Linked DNA regions of Homo sapiens: region 2 is linked to region 1. A link is an interaction called in ENCODE POLR2A ChIA-PET data of the cell type or tissue named here. Cell type or tissue: Panc1. All regions are shown on one strand. Each heading gives the region's core, and the rest is flanking DNA. Links, peaks and the distances in the headings are about the cores only. Region 1 overlaps HDC (histidine decarboxylase). Region 2 has its middle 5.7 kb from the start of USP8.

Region 1 (5,377 bases), core at 319-5,318:
TTACTAGCTGTGTGACCTTGGGTAGTGCCACCTCACTGGCTCATCAGTCCGGGACATAAAGAACCAATTGCACCTCCCGGGCAAGTGGTGTGAGGACAAAGAACGCCAAGAGCCTCAGAAGAAGTTGTCAGTAGGTGTTGGCTATTTAGATTATTTTAAAATGTGAGCTACAAATCACAGTAGCATTTCTGTCTAGAGCCAAGATGACCCCTATTTAACCTTACACTGCCTTGTTCATTTTCCTGTGAGATTCCTGTGATCTGAGAGCCATCACTCCAGCTGTCAGATTTCAAATGAGCACCCAAATTTCTGCCGCTGTTAGATGAAAATTGACTCTTTGCTCCTGGTGGCCAAATTCAACAGAGCTTAAAGTTCAAGGTTGCAGTCACCATACATCTGAAAATTTCCAAATCAATTTCAGACTGATTTCTCAGATCTGAAAATAGAGCAGAGGATTTGGAAAACATTTACAGTTATTCTAATGAGTCACGTGGTTTCCTAATGACATCTCCCTCAAACGTCAGAAAGTTTCTACCACAATTTCTGTTGACTAAAAATAAATGTTTGTCCCACTGCGTATTTATCTGCCCATACACAAGATTATCAAATCCTCACAAATGTCCTCACCTTCACCCTTCACCCCAGTTTCCTGAGCCAGGCACAGTTGGGATGTTACCCCTTTGTTGATGGACAATGTTTCCCCAGCAGAAAACTACTAAGCCTTTGATTTCCAAGCAAAACTCTGTTGTGCTGGGGAGCAGCTTGGGGGCTTTTGTGCCAGCAGAAGGCATCAAAACCTGAAAATGGAACAAAATTGCTGTAACAAGGAAAGTGTCAACTCCACCTCTTGTCCAATGGACACTCCAAGAGAATAATGAACGGATGATAGGGATCATCTGTCAAAAGGTTCTGGTTTCCAGATAGTTATAGCCAATTTATTTCATATATAGAGAGAGCTACTTTATTTTACCAGCAAATAAACCAGGATAGGCAGAGGTGATTTTATTTTGATTTCTTCACAATCTTCCTTATTCCCAGTTGCTCCTTTTCTTGTCACTATTCCAAAACTGATCCATGCTGACTCAGCAGAGTGGTTCTAGCCAACATTTTCTGTTGGATCAAAAAATCTGGACGTATAAAGCCTGACAGGGCTCTTCTTTACCTTGAGGCATCTCCAGCCTCCTCTGTGTCCTTGTAAGGTCCTTGCAGGGCTCCCTTGCCAAGGCTAAGGTAACGCTCCCTCCACTGGTGCTCTCTGTCCAGTGAGAGGCAGAAAACAGGGAGCTTCTCCGCTGTCAGAGAATCTAGCCCTGATTTTAGGTGATTCCAGGACCCCAGGGGTTAAGCACCTAAGTCTTCTCTCCTGGGATGCTGCCCTGTTTCTGGCTCATCTCAGAGCAGGACTGAGCTTCTGTTCAAAGCTGCAGCCACCTGGGTGGGAAAGACATTGGGCCCAGGTGAGAGTAGCTCTGAGGACCCTCAGGATCATGAAAAAGATAGCAACTTCACTTTTCTAGGAGTTTCTTCATGGACTTGAAAATCAAATCCATAGGATTAAAGGTGGGGGAAGGGTAAGTGTAAGGCAGTGCCTTCTGGGTGGAGAGGTAAAAATAATAAGGTTCCCCAGAGCAGGGCTGGGAAGAGTTTACTCTAACATTTTTATGAGTTATCTGGAAGACAGAGAGCACTGTAAAATCTCCAAACTCCTAGGAATGAACCCCGGGAAGATCCTGAGGCACTGTGGTAAATGAATTTAAACGGTAACATGAAATTCAAAAGGGCAAGGGTGAATATAATGCTCCTCAGTTATGATGACCCAAATACACTCATAGGAGAATGGGCATCAATTCACACTCAGGAAGCAAACCTACAGTTATCCCTAAAGATATCTGACCCTTGGGCTGTTCTGGAATTTTTTTAATTTTTCATTAAAAATCTCTGAAAACCTACCAGAAAGAGCAGTGGAGATAAAGAACCATTATTTTTCTTTCTTTCTTTACCTCTAGAGGGTCTTCTGTCACCACCAGTAAGCCGTGAGGCTTACCGCTGCAATTCTAATCCAAAAGCTTCAAATATCTAAAGAGGGTGTGGACTGGTCCAAGGGAGAATAGCCAGTATAATCAAGTGATGACGAAGCTATTATTTTAAGACTAAAAGGGCAAGACACTTCAGTTGTCCAAGAAGATAAGATAAAACCATCTCTTCACAAGGAAGGATGCTTACAGGGGTCAGACACTGCTCTCAGCACTTCAGTGTATTAATTTGTATAATCCTCACAGCAAGCCTAAGAAGCCAGAACTGTGGTCATCAGCCTCATTTGACACAAGAGGAAATCTGGACACAGAGTTTAAGTCACTTGCCCGAGGTCACACAAGTTAGTAAACAGAAAGCCAGGACTCCAACACATGCCATCTGGCTTTAGCACCTACATGCCTAACCACTGTCCTAACAAATCTCTGCAGCTTCAAAGAAGAGCTTTCAGAAATACTATGCCTACCATATATTGAGCACTTGCCACACGGCTATTTTGCTAGGTGATCCACACGTGTTCCCATTTAAGCTTCACAATACCCTATGAATCAATGCCACTATTCTCATTTTACAGATAAGGAAAGCAAGGCTCAGAGAGGTCCAGTTAGTTTCCCAAAGGGCCACTGCTGGAATGGAATTCCAAACCAAGCTTGCCCCCACTCTGCTCTGCTGCCTCCGTTGGCCAGGTTATGTGTAATACATTCGTTTACATCCCTGTCTCCCCTACAAGTAAAGGAAGGGCTCATCCTCAAACTGCGGAGTCAATTTGTTAAGAACTCGTTTCCCTCAGGCAAAATACTGGCTGAGGATGTGGAATCAAGAGAGTTGAGGTTTGCTGGGCGCGGTGGCTCACGCCTGTAGTCCCAGATACTTGGAAAGCTGAGGCAGGAGAATCGCTTGAACCTGGAAGGCGGAGGTTGCAGTGAGCCAAGATGGCGCCACTGCTCTCCAGCCTGGTTGACAGAGCGAGACTCTGTCTCAGAAAAAAAAAAAGAAAGAAAGAAAGAAAGAAAACAAAAGAAAAGAGAGAGAGAGTGAGTTAGAGAGTTGAGGCGCAGTCAGTTGGGAAAGTCAGGAATGCTTGGAGGCTTCCAGAACCTCACACAAGTCCTGCAGCCCATCACTACCACAGAGCTGCCCCACAGCGCCTCTGTCAGGGACAAAAAAACAAAAGCGATTTCAGCAAGAAAGCTCTTTCCCCACCAGGGAAATTCTCCACCCTGCCCTGCTGCTGGGTAAGAAACAAAAAAGATGACCCGAGATGGAGGCAGAAGGAACTGGTCCACCTGTGGTAGGAAGAGCATTTCTGGGAATTAAAAAATGCCACAAATATTCAGGAAATGTGCACACTGCCTCAAAGGCTGGTCTCATTTTCTAGGGTTTTTAACCATTTTCTGGGTTTCATTCTATATACTTAGGCACAATTAGAAACCAAGGTATGCATTGGCAGTATTATGAGATGAGCTCATAGTGTGCTGCCTTCTGAAGGGAGCCACCGTACAGATTTTGGGGGGTCAGACGCCTACAGTTCCCACTGGCCACCCGAGCCCACCAGGCTGCCCGTCCCTGGCCACTCACCATGAAGTCGGTGGCCACGCCTGAGTTGGCATGCCTGAGGTAGATGGGATTCACACTGAAGGTCTGCTGCAGCTTGTACTTGTCCTTGACCCTGTGGGTTTCCAAATGGGCATTAGTGGCTGAGGTCTCTCCAGAGGAGGCAAGGCGTTCCTGCGTGCTCGGAGCTGGGCTGCTACACTCACCAGAACCCAGTACAGTCAAAATGCACCATCATCCACTTGGAAGGATTAAAGGTGAAGGAGTCGGCATACTCAATCCCCTTCAGAAACCCCCGGAACTCGGGGCACAGGAAGGCAGTGCCTGCATAAGCAGCATCGATGTGGAGCCACAGCCCCTCACGGGCACCTGAGGAGGCAAACATCACCTGGCCGGAGGGGAGGTATGAAGTGGGGAAAGATGTCTCGCACCTGGCCAAGCTGAGTGGTGGGCTGCAAGGATGATGTGCTTTGGCTAAATGAGAAACGGAGGGGTGTGGAGATGGGAGCAGGTGGAGTCAGTTTGAAGAAGTGGGGCTGAAGGAGGCATCATTACCTCCGAATGGGAAAGTCTACAAAGCCTCACCCTTGCCTTTTTCTTCCACTGGGTAAAGGGCCAGCACCCTCTTGGCCTCAGCCTAGAACATCCTGGCACAGAAATCAATTTCCCACCAGCACAGAGAGCAATGTCAGTGCACCGAATACAAAAGTTAGAGGGAAGGTATCTCTCTTTCCTAGTGGTTTCTTGCTTGGGGATTAAACAGTCCCATCTGGGTTTCCTCTCTGCCTTTAATCTCTCCCATGATTTCCCCTACCCTACCCTTTTCCTTTTCTGAAGGTAGAATAGAAAGCATTTCTATTCTAGCCTAATTCACACTGTATTTTGGATATAGCCTGCATTAAGTAAAGTTCAACATACAAGTAAGAGGATGAGAAAACCGAAGGCTCTCCTACTGTCGCCTCCTAGGACAGGAGGCAAGGTAGGCCACCTCTAACTCTTGTCACACCACTGGGAAAGGCAATGTCCAGGGATCCCTGGAAGAGACCCTCATGACCTTTGGTGGTTCTTCCCATGTCTCTGCATTGACCAAAGAGGAACAAGAATAATCCCATAGAGCTGGTTTCAGGTCCTTGCTTTAGGAGACATTTAAAAATGTATTCCTTGTCTTCCTAGCCACAGAGGGAAGATACTTACAGATGGGGCCCAGCTCTGACAGGCAGTCAAATGCACAGACCCCAGTGGTCCCTAGTGTTGCACAGACCTAGGGGAAAATTAAGGCAAGTTAACACAGGAGGGTGGGCTCGTGTGACACATTTGGCCTGAGAAAGATTTCACCACAGACGTGATCTACTCCCATCCATCCCACCAGAACAGTGTATATTTCAGACTGTGTTTTACCATGGCTCGTAAGAAACACATTTTATATAACAATCTAGTACATGTATACGTGTGTATTTGAAAAAAAAGTTTCATAAAACAATACATACTCTGGCTATATGTGTGCACTCTAATATTTTATACTATATTTCTTTTTAATGCTGGTTATGACCCACAAAATTTATTCCATAACACACCTATGGATAGCACCTCATGATGTGTAAAATACTGTATGGGAGGACCTTTCTGCTTTTGTGTGCAGCATGTTACTTACCTGAATTCTGCCAAAATTCCTTCCTCACATCCAAGTTCTATCATTCTAAGCTTAGGCATATATCCTGACTTACAAAGACGGGCACCAAGCCCCGCTGCTTGTCTTCCTCGATGGCCTTCTGAAGAGCTTCCCCTCGGAGTG
Region 2 (5,377 bases), core at 247-5,246, 170 kb after region 1:
TGGGTAAATTTGAGATGTAAATACTTGAGCATGTATGCTCTGCTTAGCTTCTCTTCGTCCTCTGGGAAACTGATTACATTTAAACATACACACACACACACACACACACACACACACACACCCCAAGCCATGCTTCAGCCAATCATAGAGCCAACTACCAGCCAATGACAAACAGCCAGCCAGCTGTTAGTTATATAACTAGGGACTTTCACTGGATCATACCTAAGCAAGGCAAATGCCTAGCTGTAGCCAATGAAGTAACTTCTTTACTTTTGCCTCCATGTTCAGCCTATAAGCATGCTGCTGCTCATGCTGTTAAAGTGGAGCTCTCTGAAGTTATTCTTTTTTTTTTTTTTTTTTTTGAGACAAAGTCTTGTGCTGTCACCCAGGCTGGAGGGCAGTGGCACAATCACACCTCACTGCAGACTTGACCCGGGTCCAAGCCATCCTCCCACCTCAGCCTCCCAAGTAACTGGGACTACAGGCATGCACCACCATGCTGGGCTATTTTTTTTTTTTTAACTTTTTGGTAGAGACAAGGTCTCACCATGTTGCCTAGGCTCGTTTTGAATTCCTAGGCTCAAGCGATCCTTCCACCTCAGTTTCCTAAAGTATTAGAATTACAGGCATGAGCCACTGCACCCAGCCTTGAACTTATTCCAATTTTGAGTGCTGCCTCATTCATGAATCCTTTATTGCTCAAATAAGCGTTAAATTTATTTTATGTGAAGGCTTTACCAGTGGTAATCATTGTCTTTAGGCAATAAAAAACAGATGGATAGAAAAGAATAAATGCTCAGTAAAGAAACCACAGGATACTTATGCTTTGGCTAAAAAAAAAAATTGGAATGAAAATTTTTATACAATGTTGCTAATTGTATCATATGAATAAAAGCTATGATTTTTAAATAAATTACTAACATTATTCACTTCTTGCATTATTCTGGATAAACATATTTTAGTGACCTACAAAGCCCTACGTAATCTCTGCTCCATTCCCTTCCCACCCATCTGAGATCATCTCTTATCATGATCCCACTCATTCACTCTATGCCAGCCATATGGCCTCCTTGCTGTTCCTCCAGCACACCCACCTTTTCCTGCCTCACTGCCTTCACCTGTGCTGCTCCCACTGCCTGGTTGCTCTTCTCCCACATGTATCCATGGCTTGTTCCCTCTCTTCACCAAAGGCTCTATGGAAATGTCACTTTCACAGGGAGTCCTTCCCTGACTATCCCATTACAAATACCACTGTTGCCCTGCCCAGTGCTGCCGGCCCTGTGCCTGTCCCCGGTTTGAGGCTTGGTCCCCTTTTCCCGTGTCCATCATTCTGTGCAGAAGCACCGCCAGAATGTCTCATTAACTACTCTACGAGGTTGCTGACATTGGTTTGGCCGCCTGGGGATGCAAGGCCCTGGACACTGAGGAGAACAAGAAGCCAGGCCTGATGCACGTGTAGGAGCTGTACTCAGCCTCCAAGCCACTGAAGAGCGTCCGCATCACTGGCTGCCTGCACATGACTGTGGAGACAGTCGTCCTCACTGAGACCCTCCTTGTCCTGGGTGCTGAAGTGCAGTGGTCCAGCTGCAACATCTTCTCCACCCAGGACCATGCAGCAGCTGCCATTGCCAAGGCTGGGATTCCAGTGAACGCCTGGAAGGGAGAAACGGAGGAGAAGTACCTTTGGTGCACCAAGCAGACACTGTACTTCAAGGACAAGCTCCTCAACATGATTCTGGACATCACTGGGGGCCTCACCAACCTCACTCACACTAAGTACCCACAGCTCTTGTCGGGCATCAGAGACATCTCCGAGGAGACCATGACTGAGGTCCACAACCTATACAAGATGATGGCCAATGGGATCCTGAAGGTGTCCACCATCAACGTTAATGATTCTGTCACCAAGAGCAAGTTTGACAACCTCTATGGCTGCCACCAGTCCCTCCCCAGATGGCATCAAGTAGGCCATAGGTGTGATGATTGCCAGCAAGGTAGCTGTGGTAGCGGTCTATGGTGATGTGGGCAAGGGCTGTGCCCAGGCCCTGCAGGGATTCGGGGCTCACGTCATTATCACCGAGATCGACCCCATCAATGCACTGCAGGCTGCCATGCAGCGCTATGAGGGGACCACCATGGACAAGGCCTGTCAGGAGGGCAACATCTTTGTCACCACCACAGGCTGTGTTGACATCATCCTTGGCTAGCTGCCCAACAGGCACTTTGAACAGATGAAGGATGATGCCATCGTGTGTAACACTGGACACTTTGACGTGAAAATCGATGTCAGGTGGCTCAACAAGAATGCTATGAAGAAGGTGAACATCAACTCCAGATGGACTAGTACTGGCTAAAGAATGGGCGTGGCACCATCCTGCTGGCTGAGTGTCAGCTGGTCTACCTGGGTTGTGCTATGGACCAACCCAGCTTTGTGATGAGTAACTCCTTCACCAACCATGTGATGGTGCAGATTGAGCTGTGGACCCACTCAGATAAGTACCCCATTGAGGTTCACTTCCTGCCCAGGAAGCTGGATGAGGCAGTGGCTGAAGCCCATCTGGGCAAGGTGAACATGAAACTGACCAAGCAGACTGAGAAGCAGGCCCAGTACCTGGGCATGTCCTGTGATAGTCTCTTCAAGCTGGATCACTACCACTACTGAGAGCCAGGCCTGTCCTTCACCTTCCAGCTGTCGTCCTTGCCCAGGCCCCGCCTCTCCTCCCTAAGAGCAAATGGCACCAACTTTGTGATTGGCTTGCCAGTATTCCCCATCGACTCCCTGGGGCTGGTCACTCATCCCTCATGCTTTTCCAAGTGTGGCAAAGGGAATTGAGAGGACCCTCCTCAAGCCCTGATCATGATGGAGGTACAAGGGAGGCAACCACAGGGAACCATAAGCTCAGTGGTCTTGGAACTGCTCACTAAGTCAGTCCTTCCTTAGCCTGGAAGTTGGTAGTGGAGTCACAAAACCCATGTATTAATACTTTACCATCTAGGCCTTCACCTGGTCTGTGGACTTATACCCCTGTGCTTGGTTTACAGGCTCAGTGGTTCCTCAGCCCATGACAGATGAGAAGGAGCTATATTGAAGGGCAAGGAGGAACTGTTTGAATTTTCCTGAGAGCCTGGCTTAGTGATGGGCCTTCTCTTAAACCTCATAACAATGAGGTTGGTACTTTTAGTCCTTGTTTTACAGGGGTTAGAATAGACTGTTAAGGCACAACTGAGAAAAGACAGAGAAGTAACAGCCAGAGGTTGAGAGGGGCCATTAAAACGTAAAAGCATAGATCTGCCACCACTTTGTAACAAGATGGTTTCTATCACAACCCCAGAAAATAATTTGGCTTATGTTTATATAATGTTTAAAGAAAGCAACAAGGTGGGTACATAAAAATCTTAGTGCCAAAACACACACACACACACACACACACAATCACTGTTGGCCAGGCACAGTGGCTCACACCTGTAATCCCAGCACTTTGGGAGGCCTAGGCAGGAGAATCACTTCAGCCAGGAGTTCAAGACCAGCCTGAATGACAAGGTGAAACCCCATCTCTACAAAAAATACAAAAATTAGTTGGGGATAGTGGTGCATGTGTATAGTCCCAGCTACTAGAGAGGCTGAGGTGGGACGGTCACTTGAGCCTGGGAGATTGAAGCTGCAATGAGCCATGAACATGCCACTGTACTCCAGCTTGGGCAACAGAGCAAGACCCTGTCTCAAAAACAACAATAACAACAACAACAACAAAACCCACAAACAAACAAAAACCACTGTCCTTGCTAGTCCTTTATCCTGTTTTATTTTTCTTCTAACACTTCTAGCACTTAACAACACCTGACATAGTCTACGTGTATTTGCTTATTGTATGTCTCCTCGACTAGAATGTAAGTCAGCTCCGTGTTGAGCAGGAATTTTATATTGTGAATCTAAAACAATGCCTGGCATAGAACATGCATTCAGTAAGTACTTGTTAAATGAATGGAAGATGAACCAGATTTTGGACTACTGCTTATGCTGGATGGCATGTAAATTGAAGCTGTGATCAAATACAGGCCATGCCTCTAAACAGCTGATGACCGCTTAGATTCTAGGTGCCATAGATACTGCTGCCTGGTTTGTTACAATACTTTTTTTTTTTTTTTTTTGCTTTTACTCTTTACTATTATTCATTACTGGATGGTGGGTGAGGGGAAAAATACAGAATACATGCCCTAGTCCAGTGCTGTCCATTAGAGCTTTCTTTAATAATGGAAGTAGCCTGTATCTGCTGGTCAATAAGGTAACCAATAGTTACCAGGGGCTGTTGAGCACTTGAAATATGGATATTTTGACTGAACTGAATTTTTAATTTTACAACTAGCTGTGGTTACTAGTTACTGTATTTAGCAGCCATACTCAACAATCCTATAGGTCTATCTTAATTACTTTTATAGGAATGAAGAGTATTATAATTATTTCTCAATTATATATATTTGGTTTTAATTTCTACAGAGGAAGAGGACAACAAAGTTTTGTGAACTATTATTCATATAAGTTTGTAGTTGTTTAAGGAAAAGACTTCACAGAGAACAGGGCAGAGAGTAACACAATATCTGATTTCCAAAAAATTCAATCAAACTTTGATATGGATTTGGTCAAATCATTGTTTAATGGCCTCCTTAACATTATTATTAAACTGATTTATATAATTTGCTTTTTACTAATCAAATACATTGTTTTAAATCTTAATTATTTTTTATTATAAAAGTAATACACATTCAGTGTAACAAGTTCAAATAATCTCTCAGGTGGATAAAATACGGACATCCACCACACTGTACCTACCAAGATGCCCATACCCCAAAGATGATTGCTGTTAAACATTTAGAGTGCCTTTCCTGACTTTTTTGTCTAAGCACCTTTAAAAACCAATACTTTTGGTTTTCAGTGATAGCTCTGAATCCCCTTTAGGCATAGAGTGTGGGAAATTATATTTCTGCAGCAAACTCAGGCTCTGCAACATCAAGTGTGGATTCACTGGAAATTATTTGAAGTAACACTTAGAGATCATAGTAGCCAAAAAATGTTGGGAAATTAAAAAGGGGTTTTTAAAAATTAATTATCGTTATTATTATTTTTTTCAAAGAGACAGGGTCTTCACTCCATCACCCAGGATGGAGTTCAGTGGCGGAATTACAGCTCACTGAAGCCTCAAACTCCTGGGTGCAACCAATCCTCCTGCCTCAGCCTCCCAAGTAGCTTGGACTACAGGCATGCACCAACTGTGCCAGGCTAATTTTTTAATATTTTGTAGGGATAGGGTCTTGCTATGTTGCCCAGGCTGATCTCAAACTCCTGACCTCAAGCAATCCACGCACCTCAGCCTCCCATAGT

What was found. ChIA-PET counts read pairs that join two places held together with the same protein. Peaks named below come from ENCODE experiments on the same cell type or tissue, not always from the same donor. Only the 100,000 strongest peaks of a DNase experiment are listed, where the experiment ranks them.
Region 2: POLR2A ChIA-PET joins it to region 1 with 14 read pairs; 2 of 35 experiments call an interaction of 5 or more read pairs at or near these places.

What each region holds. Positions count from the first base shown.
Region 1 is chr15:50,248,821-50,254,197 of GRCh38, forward strand. HDC (histidine decarboxylase) reads right to left here. Exons shown (of 12, transcript NM_002112.4): 6 at 5,310-5,377; 7 at 4,780-4,846; 8 at 3,792-3,954; 9 at 3,610-3,700. Among named protein-coding and RNA genes, the nearest start is that of HDC, 14 kb to the right of the region's middle. RefSeq lists an enhancer at 3,230-3,731. In Panc1, for the core only: no CTCF peak of the experiment used is centred there; a DNase peak (open chromatin) is centred at 2,401.
Region 2 is chr15:50,416,032-50,421,408 of GRCh38, forward strand. It overlaps the pseudogene AHCYP7. Among named protein-coding and RNA genes, the nearest start is that of USP8, 5.7 kb to the right of the region's middle. In Panc1, for the core only: no CTCF peak of the experiment used is centred there; no DNase peak of the experiment used is centred there.